4 separate regions of the Homo sapiens genome follow, and all the other regions are linked to region 4. A link is an interaction called in ENCODE POLR2A ChIA-PET data of the cell type or tissue named here. Cell type or tissue: K562. All regions are shown on one strand. Links, peaks and the distances in the headings refer to the core of each region. The heading gives the core; the rest is flanking DNA. Region 1 overlaps NSD2 (nuclear receptor binding SET domain protein 2). Region 2 overlaps NSD2 (nuclear receptor binding SET domain protein 2). Region 3 has its middle 5.2 kb from the start of NICOL1. Region 4 overlaps NSD2 (nuclear receptor binding SET domain protein 2).

Region 1 (2,500 bases), core at 1-2,500, 59 kb after region 4:
GCTGCCCACTTACACTTTTTAGATGGACGCAGAGAAAGGGATAAGTTAAACTCAGTTGTGGGTATGTGGCCCTTTTCAAACTACACAAGTGATAGAATCTGCATACCCTTCAGCAATTTGTTTCTGCTTTGACATCCAATGAGTTCACTTTAATTGATGTGTAGTTACACTGTAGGAACATACCATAGTCTGTCACTGGGTAGCTTTTTGGTTTTGGACACTGTGGTCTCTCTGCGTGCAAGGGCAAAATTACTCTAGGGTAAATATCTAGGAGTAAAACTGTAAGAGAAAAAAAGGCACATCTTCAATTTCACTAGATCTTGCCAAATTTCTCTCAAAACAGGTGTAATAAATGATGTTTCACCAGCATTGTATGAGGAGTCCCACTGTTGCTCATCTTCTCAATCCCTGGCTGTTCTGAGTTTGATGTCTGCTCACCTGATGACTGTGAAGGATGACTGTGAAGGACCATCCCACCAGGATCGTAACATACAGCTTCCTGGGCATGGCCGCAGTTGAGCAGCATCTCTTCATGCACTTACTGGCTCTCCAAGAAACTTGCCCTTCTCCTTCAGAATTGTTTCGGCTCTTTACAGAATTTGTCCTTTCACTGTGTCGATGGTGTCCTTGACACATAAGAATTTTTTTTTTTTTTTTTTTTTTGAGCCAGGGTCTCTGTCACCCAGGCTGAAGTGGTGCAGTGGCTCAAGCAATCCTCCCGCTTCAGCCTCCCAAAGTACTGGGATTACAGGCGTGAGTCACCATGCCTGGCCTAGATTTTCATTTTAACATACATAGTTTTATAGCCTTTATAGCCTGTTATTAGTTTGGCTTATTTAAGAAATCCTTCCCTCTCCCATGGTGACAAAGCTCCTCTCCCATGCTGGCCAAGTTCATAAATCACAGTGGTCCCAGCACCACGTCCAGTGCAGACCTCCCACGCAACTGGCCTGCAGCGCTTTCCCATCCATGTCCACATGCTCGAGAGCCTGTTCTGGGCCCCGTCTTGGGCCATATCACTGCCCTGCGTGAATACTGCTATTTTATTTTTTATGAGACAGAATCTTGTTCTGTCACCCAGGCTGGAGTACAATGGCACAATCCCAGCTCACTGCAACCTCCGCCTATCAGGTTCAAGCAATTCTCCAGCCTCAGCCTCCCGAGTAGCTGGGATTACAGGCGCCTGCCACCATGCCCAACTAATTTCTATATTTTTAGTAGAGATAAGGTTTCATCATGTTGGCCAGGCTAGTCTGGAGCTCCTGACCTCCGGTGATCCGCCTGCCTTGACCTCCCAAAGTGCTGGGATTACAGGCGTAAGCCACCACACCTGGCCAAATACTGCTATTTTAAATAAGATAACTTCCTATCTGGTAGAGCAAATCCTCAGGCCAAGCCTCTCTTCAAATGTGGCCACAGCAGCATCCACTTACAAAGGGCAAATAAATTCCTGTTGGAAGTTTTATTAGAATTATACTGAATTTATAGATTATTAAAGGGAGAATTGACAACTTCAGAAGCTTGAATCTTCCTATATATAAATACATCTTTATTGAGGTCTGCTAAAATATCAGTTATTTTTCTCTAAAGTTACATGCATATTTCGTAATATTGATTCCGCAGTACCTGACATTTTGGTTTCTATTATCAATGGTATCTTTTTTAACATTACATTTCCTCTTTGATGCTGCACTTGTATGTTAATTTTATATCCTGGTGAACTCTATTAATTCTAAAAGATTTTCTGTACATTCTCTTGAGTTTTCTACATAGACTTCTGCAAACAATGACAGCTTTATTTATTCCTTTATAATACTGGCTAGTATTTTCTTGGAGACGAAGACTCATTCTATTGTCTAGGCTGCAGTGCAGTAGTGTGATCTCAGCTCACGGCAACCTCTGCCTCCAGGTTCCAGCAATTCTCTTGCCTCGGCCTCCTGAGTAGCTGGGATTACAAGCGCGCATCACCACGCCTGGCTAATTTTTTCATTTCTAGTAGAGATGGGATTTCACCATGTTGGCCAGGCTGGTCTGGAACTCCTAACCTCAAGTAATCCACCCACCTCGGCCTCCAAAGTGTTGGGATTACAGGCGTGAGCCACCGCGCCCGGCCTAATATTGGCTACTATTTTCCGTACAACGTTTATTAAATGGTGAAAAATGGTTTCCTGTCTTATTCTTTTTTTTTTTTTTTTTTTGAGACAGAGTCTTGCTGTGTTGCCCAGGCTGGAGTGCATTGGCGTGATTTTGGCTCGCTGCAACCTCCGTCTCCCAGGTTCAACCGATTCTCCTTTCTCAACCTCTCAAGTAGCTGGGATTACAGGCGCTCGCCACCACAGCTGGTAAAATTTTGTATTTTTAGTAGAGACGGGGTTTCACCATGTTGGCCATGCTGGTCTCAAACTCCCAGCTTTCATTGATCCACCTGTCTCAGCCTCCCAAAATGCTAGGATTACAGATATGAGCCATTGTGCCTGGCCCTCGTTCATGATTTTAAAGA
Region 2 (2,500 bases), core at 1-2,500, 54 kb after region 4:
ACCTTACAACTTTTAAGCTCAGGTTAGCCAGCTATAAAGCAGAGATAATTTATATTTACCTTATAAGGTGATTCTGAGGAGTACTAGATATACTTTTGTACAATAACATACTGGCAAGGTATCTGACATGTGATAAGCACTCAATAGTGGCCACTTCTTTATTCTTAACATATCAAAAAACAAGCTGGACACATGGCTCATGCCTATAATCCCAACATTTTCGGAGGCCTAAGTGGGAAGATCACTTGAGGCCAGGAGTTTGAGACCAGCCTAGGCAACAGAGAAAGATCGTGTTTGAAAAAAAAAAAAAAAGAAATTATTTTTAAATTAGTTGGGTATGGTGGCAAGTGCCTGTAGTCACAGCTACTTGGGAAGTGGAGGTGGAAGCATCACTGCAGCCTTGGAGCTCAGGGCTGCAGTGACCTATGATTGCACCACTGCATTCCAGCCTGGGAAACAGTAAGATTCTGTCTCAAAAATAAATAAAAATTTAAAACATACCAAAAAAACATGGAAAACCAAATTTCCACAATCCCACAGCTGACTAAAACATTGCCAACGTAATTGGAGACTCTACAAATTAGAGTCTTCAGATTACATTCCCCTCCTTCATCCTGCCTGCTCCCTACACGGCTTTTTTTTTTTTTTTTTTTTTTTTTTTTTTCTGAGATAAGAGTCTCATTGTGGCCCAGGCTGGAGTGCAGTGACGTGATCTCAGCTCACTGCAACCTCTGCCTCCTGGGTTCAAGCGATTCTCCCACCTTAGCCTCCTGAGTAGCTGGGATTATAGGCATGCACCACCACACCTGGCTACTTTTTGTATTTTTAGTAGAGATGGGGGTTTCACCATGTGGGCCAGGCTGGTCTCGAACTCCTGACCTCAAGTGATCTGCCCGCCATGGCCTCCCAAAGTGCTGGGATTACAGGCATGAGGCACTGCACTGTGCTCCCCCCAACATCTTTTTAGAGTTTTCTTTTGCTTTCAGGATTCAGCGAAGAATGTTTAGGTATCCACCCTCCAAGACGACCCCCAACCCCTCTGTGAGCCCTGCCTCCTAGAGCTCAAGCCCCCACTACTGCTTACGGCGTAGTCAATAACATAGTGCAGAAATGGTTGCATATGACTCCAAGTGTAGGGCATAAAAGATATCCACCTTGCTCTTTCTTGGATCACTTACTCTGGAGAAAGCCAGCCCCCATCATGTTGTGAGGACACACCAGCAGCCCTGTGGAGAGGGCCACATGGTGAAGGACCGAGGCCTCCTGCCAGCAGCATGAGTGAGAGAAGGTACCCTGGAAGCAGATCCTCCAGCATCAGTCAAGCCTTAGGATGATGTAGCCCCAGGTAACATCTTAAATGCAACTTCAAGAGACCCTAAGGCAGAACCACTAAGCTAAGCGGTTGCCAAATTCCTGGCCCACAGAAACTGTGAGACAGTAAATGCATGTTGTTGTTTTCAGCCACTAAGTTTTGAGGTAACATGTTATGCAACAATAGATAACTAATACCAAGGCATGTAAAAAGAACTGACATAAAGCACTGGTTCCAATCTAATGGATGTGTAAAAATTAGGATCAGGAAAGGTAGAAAAGCCTTTAAAAATTAAAAACTCAGGCTGGTGCAATGGCTCACACCTATAATCCCAGCACTTAGGGAGGCCGAGGTGGGCAGATCACCTGAGGTCAGGTGTTTGAGACCAGCCTAGCCAATATGGTGAAACCCTGTCTCTACTAAAAATACAACAATTAGCTGGGTGTGGTGGCGTGCACCAGTAGTCCCAGCTACTAGGAAGGCTGAGGGGGGAGGATCGCTTGAACCCGGAAGGCGGAGGTTGCAGTGAGCTGTGATTGTGCCACTGCAATCCAGCCTGGGCAACAGAGTGAGACCCTGTCTCAAAAATAAAAATAAAAAAAATTAAAAATTCAAGCCAAACCAGGCACGGTGGCTCACACCTGTAATCGCAGCACTTTGGGAGGCTGAGGCAGGCGGATCACGAGGTCAGGAGTTTGAGACCAGCCTGGCCAACATGGTGAAACCCTGGCTCTACTAAAAATACAAAAATTAGCTGGGCGTGGTGGTGGGCACCTGTAATCCCAGCTACTCGGGAGGCTGAGTCAGGAGAATCGTTTGAACCTGGGAGACGGAGGTTGCAGTGAGCCGAGATCATGCCTCTGCACTCCAGCCTGGCAACAGTGCGAGACTACGTCTTAAAAAAAAAAAAAAAAAAAAAAATTCAGGCCCAAAAAGCCTGCTAGTGAAAATGCTGCTCATACTGGAGCCGGCCAGGTGCACTGGCTCATGTCTGTAATCCCAGCACTGTGGGAGGCTGAGGTAGGAGGATCGCTTAAGGCCAGGAGTTTGAGTCCAGATTGGGCAACATAGCAAGACCTCATCCCTATAAAAAATAGAAAAGTTAGCCAGGCGTGGTGGCACATGGCTGTAGTCCCAGCTACTAGGGAGGCTGAGGTGGGAGAATCACTTGAGCCTAGGGAGGTCAAG
Region 3 (3,961 bases), core at 837-3,336, 66 kb before region 4:
TTTATTTTGGGTAGAGATGGGGTTTCGCCATATTGGCTAGGCTGGTCTTGAACTCCTGACCTCAGGTGATTCATCCACTTTGGCCTCTCAAAGTGCTGAGATTACACGCATGAGCCACCGCGCCCAGCCCAGCAGTTGCAATTTTTAAAGCTTGCTGTGTAACTTTAGGCCCAAAGATGTGAAACCACCAGTGCCAGACTGGTGCCCATACCAGGCCCTAAACCCGTTGCCCTGAGGCAGTGGCAGAGAAGGCGGAGTTCTCTGTTTATCTGAGTCCCCTGTCCAAAGACAGAGACTGAAGCCCTCTTTCTGTTAAAAGCAGGTTTAAAAAACACTCCAAATAAAATCTAGATGTCAACCAAAAAGAAAACAAAGCTCTGAATTCAGGAGGACTCACCCCTGTGCACCCAGGAAACCTCTGGAGTGAGGGGAGCATGGTGGGTTCCTGCTCATACCACCCCCAAGTCCTGGAAGGAGCCCCAGGTGGTCAGGGAAGAGGGTCACTGAAGCCTGCTGACTTATGCCAGATATGTTGACCTAAAGGGAAAAAACTGAGGCAAAATTAATGTGAAGTGGAGAGTTTACCGGAGCCAGGTTTGAGGACTGCGGCGCCGGGGCACAGGGTCAGGGCAACCCTTTAGGTTCACGCCTTCCAGGGAGGCAACGTGGGTCATGGACAATCTCGAAGGAACTCGCTGATCCATTCAACAACCCCTGCACCCGACGCTCAAGTGCTGACCAGGGTCCCTGCCCAGCCACAGGGGCAGCTCCGCAGTGTCGTCCTAAGGTCGGCCACGTGGACGGCAGGAAGGGCGTCCCAGCAGAGGGATCAGCACGCAAGGGGTCCGGGCAGGAAAAACCAGGCAGTGGAGGCAAGTGAGGGGCTGGCGCGCCTGGAGAGCCAGGGGGCTGGAGGAAGATGAGGCTGGGCTTTGAATGGGGGCCTGGGGCTCCAGAGCAGAGACTGGGGGAACAGGCTGTCATGCTTCTGATGGGGGCCAGGAGAGGGGAGAAGCCATGGTCACTGTCCAGGAGCTCCTGAGCAGTGTCCCCACCCAGACCCCAAGGCCTGAGTGACCTCTGAGGAGAGCGGTCCAGCCCTTACAGGGCCACAGCCTCTGCCGGCCCCTGCCCTCTCCACCTCATCCCCACAGCCTCAGCCTGAGCCTGCCACTGCTCGGCCCCAGCAGCCAGGCCCAGAGACAGAGGCCTGCTCAGCACGCCTTGGTGGCCCTTCCAGTCTCCATCTGCAGACTCCCTCCCACCAGCCTGCCTGGCCTCACCCTCCAGCCCCTACAAGTCACCCAAAGCCCGTGGCCATGTGACCCCCAGTAGCCCTGATGGTCAGCTGAGGCCTGTGCTCCAGCCCCGGGTTCATAGGTACCTGGAAGGCACCAGAACACCGTCAGCTTGGAAGGGTCAGGGCTGGGCTCCAGGAAGCAGCCTGGAAGGTCTGGGAGACCATGGTACTTGCTCTGGGTGGGGGCTGGGGGGCCTAGAGCCCCTCCCCACGACAAGGGGAGAACCCCGTAGGCCACACGGTGCTCCCAGCGCCAGCAGCAGAGCGCCTATATCAGCCCCAGGCTGTCGCCAAGGGCCCATTTTACAGAGGAGGAAACTGAGGCTCGGTCAGGTCAGCCTGTGGGGCAAGAGCGGAAACCCAGACCTGTCGGTCCTCCCTGGCCGCCCACCTCCGCCTCTGTCTCCTGCTTCCCTGAGCGCCCTCCTCACCGGAGACCCCTGCCCCTGCCCCAGTTGCCCCCGCGCCCCGCCTGGCCCATGCAGGCCTCGCCTTCCTGGGAGCGGAGCGGCCGAGACCGTCCGGATTTCAGATGCCAAGCTGAGAGGCGCCCGGGCCTCCGCCGCTTGGATACTCAGGTTCGAGGAGGGCACACCCAACGCAGCGGACGTGGGCAGTGCAGCCCCACCCACGGCAGAGCGGGGACCCGCGAGCCCACGCCCAGGCCGGACTTGCGGGGTCTCCTCCAACGCCGTCGGGGCGCTCCTATCCCGCCGCGAACGCCCCGAGCCCGAGTCCGTGGGGAGGAAGAACAGGGGCGCGGGGAGCCGCCGAGCAGCCCAGGGGAACCCCAGGACGGCGCGGGTCTGGCCACGGTGGGAGGGAGCAGGGCGGGGTGGAACGGAGCTGCGGGTGAGACGGGGCGGGGGGCGGGCCGAGGTCTCTTATGAAGTGGAACTACAGACCGGGAGGCCAGAGGAAGAAGGAGGAAAAGCAAAACGGTCCCCAGGCCCACAGGGCGCCTAACGGGGCTCCACAGGAGGCCGGGAGGTGGGAGTGGCAGAAAGGCGCCCAAGGCCCCAGGCTCGCCCTACCCCGCATCTTCCATGGGAAGATGGCCCAAAACCACACCCCATGCAGCCCTGCGTCCCAAAGACCCCCAGAGCAGGAAGGGAGGGGCTGCGGGGGACCCCTGTAGCCAGCTCCTCCCAGAGCCCTGGCCCAGGCAGCCTCCCTGCAGCTTCCACTGGGGGAGCGCGCGGCCTGCAGGGGCGCCTGGGAAGAGCAGATCTCACCCTCCTGGGCTTCACAATCCAGTGTGGGGTGGCAGGGAGGAAAGAAACAAACACCCCGGGACCCCTCAGGGACAAACGCTTAGAAGAAAATGCGGGGCTGGGTGTGTCGGCGTGCGCTGGGGACCCAGCTACAGGCTCTGGGCTCTGTGGGCTGGTACCGGCACTGTGGGCCCCACTACTCAGGAGGCCCAGTGAGGAGGATTGCTTGAGCCTGGGAGGTTGAGGCTGCAGGGAGCTGTGATGAGGCCACTGCATTCCAGCCTGGGCGACAGAGCAAGGCCCTCTCTTAAAAATAAACTATTTAAGGAGGGACACAGGGCTGCAGAGTGAGGCCGGTCCCAGGGCAAGGGATGCGTCCCTGCAGAGGGCACATGCACAGGCCCTGCGGTAGGAAGGGTGACCTGCAGATGGACTGTGGCAGCAGCCGCCTTCCAGACAAGCAGACACAGTGTCCCTCCCACACGCTTTTCTACATGGCAGCAGGGAGAAGAGGACATAGGATCCAGAGAAAGGCGGCTCTGGGCTGGAGTGCAGGTGGGCAGTGGGGATACCCAGCGGTCAGGGAGGAAGGCAGGGCCCACAGGGAACACAGGGAGAGGCCCTGGACCAAGGGGATGCCCTGACACTGGAGAAGCTACAGACATAAGGGCGGAATGCAGGGAAGATCAGGGAAATAGCAGGTCCAGGAAAAGAAAAGGTGTCCCAGAAAGAGACTGCAGTGCCAGGTCACTGCTCGGCCATGCCAGGGTTGACTCATCCCTGAGTTGCTGAGCCCCTGGCAGGAAAGCTGCGCCATGGCTCCAGGACTGAGTGTGAATGCCACTGGCCCTGCCCACGCTTGTGGCCAGGCTCCCTCCGCTCTGCTCCTCCGAGGCCTTCCCCGCTCTTCATGGACCCTGTGGTCCTCTTGCCTTGCTTGGCCTTGGTGGCATGAGACACAGCTGTGGCTGCCCGGGACGCAGCTCAGTTCTCTTCCTGCTTCACAGCTGCTCGTCACCCCTAGGGGCCCTCTTCTCTCCTCTGCCCCCAAACAGGCCACAGGGGATCCCAGACTTCTCTCTCCAGCTCCTTTTACAGGCGTACCTCCCCAGTGGCCTCCCGGACCCCCATGACCACTCCCACCCCCCACCCAAATCCCACAGGCTCTACCTGCAAACACACCCGGAATCCAGCGGCCTCTTACCCTCTGCTGCCGTGGGGCTGCTGTCCTTCTCAGTCTGCCGTCACCTCCTCACAAGCCCCGCAAGTCCCTTCCCTACCGGCAGCCAGAAGCTCCCGTTACCAAACCTTGTCCTTGCCCCAGCCCCGCAAGGCCTAGGGGGAGGCCTCTCCACCCAGTGTCCCACAGCCAAGCCTGGCTCCTGCCCCCACTGAATCCCAGAGGGCACCTCCCCAGGGCGTGTGTGACGAGTGTGCCCCAGACCCC
Region 4 (3,961 bases), core at 854-3,353:
GATGAACTATGCCACGGGCCAGTGGACGCGCTTCAAGAAGTACAAGCCCATGACCAATGTGTCCTAGAACCACCTGCCTCACAGCTGGCCGTCACTTGTGGGGGTCCACGGGACGATGGCTTTGCCAGCTTAAAGTAACCGGATGGCGGACACCTGGCCCCCGAGGTCCCCCGGCCGCCGCCCTGCTGCTGACCCAGCCTGTTTTAAGTTCTGGATGCATTTCTCTGGGGTATTTGGGGCTTATTTTTAAAATTTTAATATGGGTTCTTTTTTGTGTGATTTAAGACACTTTTTGGACTCAACGTTACATTTTTGAATGTAGTAAGTAAATTAACCAAAAAAGTTACAACTTCCTAATTTTAGTGACAGCTCTGCCTGTTAGACTCTTACTTTTTAAAATCTTTTCTATTTTCCCTCGCTGGGGCAGTGCCCTCCTACCCCCAGGGTTGAGGGGACCAAGGTGGCACGGTGGTACTGGGGGTGCGGCAGGGACACCCGACCACACCAGAGCGTGGGAGACGGTGGGCCTTGTCCCCTGCCTGTGCCTGCCTGGGAGTTTTGTATTCATCTTTTGTATAGTTGTGGACATTTAAGACAGTCTTTGGGTACCTATTTTCATTGTAAAACTATCTGAACCATTAAAGTCGAGCTTTTCTAAAGAAAGCCACCATAGCTGTGTTTGGGGCCAGCTTGTCCTCCCTGCTCCGGGGACCCAGTCCCTCCCTAGGCGGCCATCAGGACGGGGTGGGCCAGGGCTGGGGGCTTCCTAGGACACCCTGGCCCACAGGGTGGGGAACAGGTAGGATCAGCCCTCGGGGTACTCCCTTGACTTACTTGGCTGTGGGCCTGGGGACCACCCGGCTCAGCCGACTGCAGGGCTGGGGGACAGCAGTGCTTCCTTCTCTCTAGACCATTTCACCCTTAATGGGAATTTGGGAAGCAAATTATTTCTGAAAGAAGAAGAAAGCATTTTTCCAAAGTCAGTCAGTTATGCCTGCTATTTCCAGTATTTGTTGTTATACTTCCCAAGGTGGCACTGCCTCTCCCCAGCGGGTCAGGTCAAAGGCAAAATGACACAGTCAGGACAGGGAGCCCCACCCATCGGAGGCATCAGTGCCACACCCGATGCTTTGCAATTCAAAGTAACTGGAAAAAAAATCAAACAATCCCATATAAAATAAGTTAAGAAAAAAGCCTTTAAAATGTTTTTAATACAAAAATACTCATACACAATTTTCCAAACACAGCTTTCCATTTTAAATGCTATTTTCCCCCAACTGGCAAGTCTCAACTCTCTATTTCAGTATATCCCTCCCCCCAAAAAGTGAATTTCAAGTTTTTAAGTCTAACTATCAAACCTGGTGACAGCACCCAGTATTCCTAAAAGGAATCTGACCTTACATTGTATGAAGTTTAGACACCAATAGGCACATTTAAGTTTGTATTTAATTTCTGACGGGGCATTTCACACCTCAACAGGGTATGGTGAGGCTGTGACACCCCGTGGACACAGCATTTTACTCTACTGACTAACAAACAGTCATCAACTACACTCATAGGATCAAGATATTTGGCAACTGACAGTCATTTGCATTAACTTGAATTATAAAACAGGTTTAATTCTGGAAAATAAGGTAGTCCTGGAAGATGGGCACTGCACACGCCGGGGTTTAGATGTCAAGACAGACAAACACTGCGAAGGGGACCCAGCCAGCCATGGACGGGTGTCGCCGGAAGAAAGGCCGGCCTGAGGACGGACAGCTGGGTTCTCACTTCAGGTGCCTGAAGAGTTTCCCCCACAGGTGACCACATTTTAAGCTGCCCATTCGGACACATCCCCCTGTGGGCGCACACGGGTGGGTATGGGTTTAGGTGCAGATGCTGGTTTCGGATGCCAAGGAATCCTGAGGGATTGGGGCGGTTTTTGTGTTTTGCTTCACATTAATGATGGAGGATTGAAGCTGATGTTCAGGAAGTCACCACGTCCTCAGAACAAAGCTGGGCAGGGCCGAGAGCCAGCCACACCCACGGTCACAGCTGGGGGCGTGGTCAGCCCCAGTGGCGAGAAACCCTGCAAGCTCAGGGCCGCTACCCCAAAGCCTGGCTCCACTGAGTTATCAACGGGTATTGTAGAGACATTCAAAGTTAGTGTTACTTGCTCATTAGTTTAACAGTTTTTGGAAAGGGGGAGAAACATATTTAAAATGTTTGCATTATTTCCTTCAGAAAAATCATAAAATTTGGAAGTATTATCAAAGCGATTAAAAATCACAAGATTTCACTACTGTCCAACACAAAAATAAGTTAATATCTGCTCCCCAAAGTGCACTGCAAAGCCGATTCTGCTGTTTTGACGTAAGCATTGGTAGTCCCTTACCTGCCGGAAGGGATCTTTTGGGCAAGTGACAGCGGGGCCCTGGGGCCTTCGACTCTAAGGTGTGTGTGGGGACACTGCCCGGCCTGTCCCTAGAACAACCTTCCAAGTTAGGGCATCATAAGGAGCATAAATCTATGAGCCGATCCAGTATTTTCTTAGGACACTTTGGGAGAAGTTAGAGTCTGAACTGGAAAGCACTACTCCCACCCTGTCTTAACCGGCGAGTGCCCCTCAGAGGCCACGGCCGCGCGAGCAAGTCAGTGGCTACACAGCTCGTTTCCCCTGGGTCCTCTGTGTAGTTAACTTTGCTGGGGACCCTGATGGGAGAAGGGACAGCCACCAGCCAGTGAAACTTCCAGTCAGTGCTCAGGGAGGCGTGGGACCCTGCAGGGCCACACACCCCTGAACCCCACGCTTACAGGTCACAAAACCACGGAGTAGCCACTCTCAGGTCCAAAGACACTGCAGTTTTTACCAAGGCATAAAAGATGCCACAGAAAATTTAACAGGAGCCTCAGCAGCAGTTTTCAAGGGGAGTTCTGTAAACTTCTCTGCAAGATGGATGTGTCCCCCTTAGGTTATTTTAAGAAAAGGCCATAAAAAAGCACCTGCTGCTGAATGTTCTCTCCCTCCCTCCCAGACAAGCAGCCCCTCAGGACACGTGGGCAAAGGCACACATGGTGCCCCCTTCTCAGGGTGCTCCAGACTTCCCAGGGTCAAGGATCCCTCAAAAAAAGAACCAAGTCTTAAAACATATGTAGTACTCAGATAGATAGGTCTCACTCTGTAGAACTGGACCTTTTAAAAACTAAAGTGAAATCTCACAGGAGAGTGGGTGTCATACCTGGCCTAGACCAGTGCCCATAACACACGTACGAGGCACGCACACCTGCCAGGCAGGCCTCCACCCCCAGGACCGCACCTCTCAGTAGGTGCCCTGGCAGAGGGCACATGTGATCAGCAGAGACTGCATCTTCCATCACCAGACCCACAGAGTGCTGAGATGGAAGCCACTCTGGGTGGCAGGAGAGCTAGACTCCGTCTCTCTTTAGACCCACGTGCTGGGGTCCCCGGGGCCTGCAGCGCCCTACGGGGCTCCCTAAGTTGTCACTTCCTGTGCTCTAAGCAGACTGCGGTCTCACGCCCTGCAAAGTCACTCCTTTCGCCATGGAGCTCAGGGCCGCATCAGTAAACACACACTTCAGTCGGTGGTGATTTGTGAAATAGGTTTAGCAAAAATATATTGAGAATAAAAATCAGAAACTGGTAAAGAAAAGCCAAATGAAAAAAATATACAAAGTTATCCCCCAAATGTTGATAAGAACCTAGCGAGTTCAGAAGATAGGCCCAGGTGAGAAGTAGGCCCAACCCGGCCAGGCCTCGAAAGTGCTCCGCGTAAACTACACGTTGAAAGTGGACGTGTTATTGGCATTTCATTCAAATCCATGAGGAGAAAAAACTACGGGAGGAAATCTTACAACACCATTGCTGCCACCACCTGCAGGGCCAGCTTCTCACTAGGATGGAAAAGAAGCGTTTCTGAGGAACAATTCACATTAGTACAAAAAAATGATACAGCCATTT

Evidence for each region. Peaks named below come from ENCODE experiments on the same cell type or tissue, not always from the same donor. Only the 100,000 strongest peaks of a DNase experiment are listed, where the experiment ranks them.
Region 1: POLR2A ChIA-PET joins it to region 4 with 5 read pairs; 3 of 35 experiments call an interaction of 5 or more read pairs at or near these places.
Region 2: POLR2A ChIA-PET joins it to region 4 with 6 read pairs; 3 of 35 experiments call an interaction of 5 or more read pairs at or near these places.
Region 3: POLR2A ChIA-PET joins it to region 4 with 5 read pairs; 3 of 35 experiments call an interaction of 5 or more read pairs at or near these places.

Annotation. Positions count from the first base shown.
Region 1 is chr4:1,921,480-1,923,979 of GRCh38, reverse strand. All of the region lies in intron 5 of NSD2 (nuclear receptor binding SET domain protein 2), which reads right to left. Among named protein-coding and RNA genes, the nearest start is that of NSD2, 51 kb to the right of the region's middle. In K562, for the core only: no CTCF peak of the experiment used is centred there; no DNase peak of the experiment used is centred there.
Region 2 is chr4:1,925,884-1,928,383 of GRCh38, reverse strand. The region is part of intron 5 of NSD2 (nuclear receptor binding SET domain protein 2); the gene reads right to left. Among named protein-coding and RNA genes, the nearest start is that of NSD2, 56 kb to the right of the region's middle. In K562, for the core only: no CTCF peak of the experiment used is centred there; no DNase peak of the experiment used is centred there.
Region 3 is chr4:2,045,219-2,049,179 of GRCh38, reverse strand. No RefSeq gene overlaps it. Among named protein-coding and RNA genes, the nearest start is that of NICOL1, 5.2 kb to the right of the region's middle. In K562, for the core only: no CTCF peak of the experiment used is centred there; no DNase peak of the experiment used is centred there.
Region 4 is chr4:1,979,425-1,983,385 of GRCh38, reverse strand. It overlaps NSD2 (nuclear receptor binding SET domain protein 2), which reads right to left. Exons shown (of 22, transcript NM_001042424.3): 22 at 1,194-3,961. It overlaps NELFA (negative elongation factor complex member A), which reads left to right. Exons shown (of 11, transcript NM_005663.5): 11 at 1-663. The coding sequence ends at 67. Among named protein-coding and RNA genes, the nearest start is that of MIR943, 5.1 kb to the left of the region's middle. In K562, for the core only: no CTCF peak of the experiment used is centred there; a DNase peak (open chromatin) is centred at 2,035.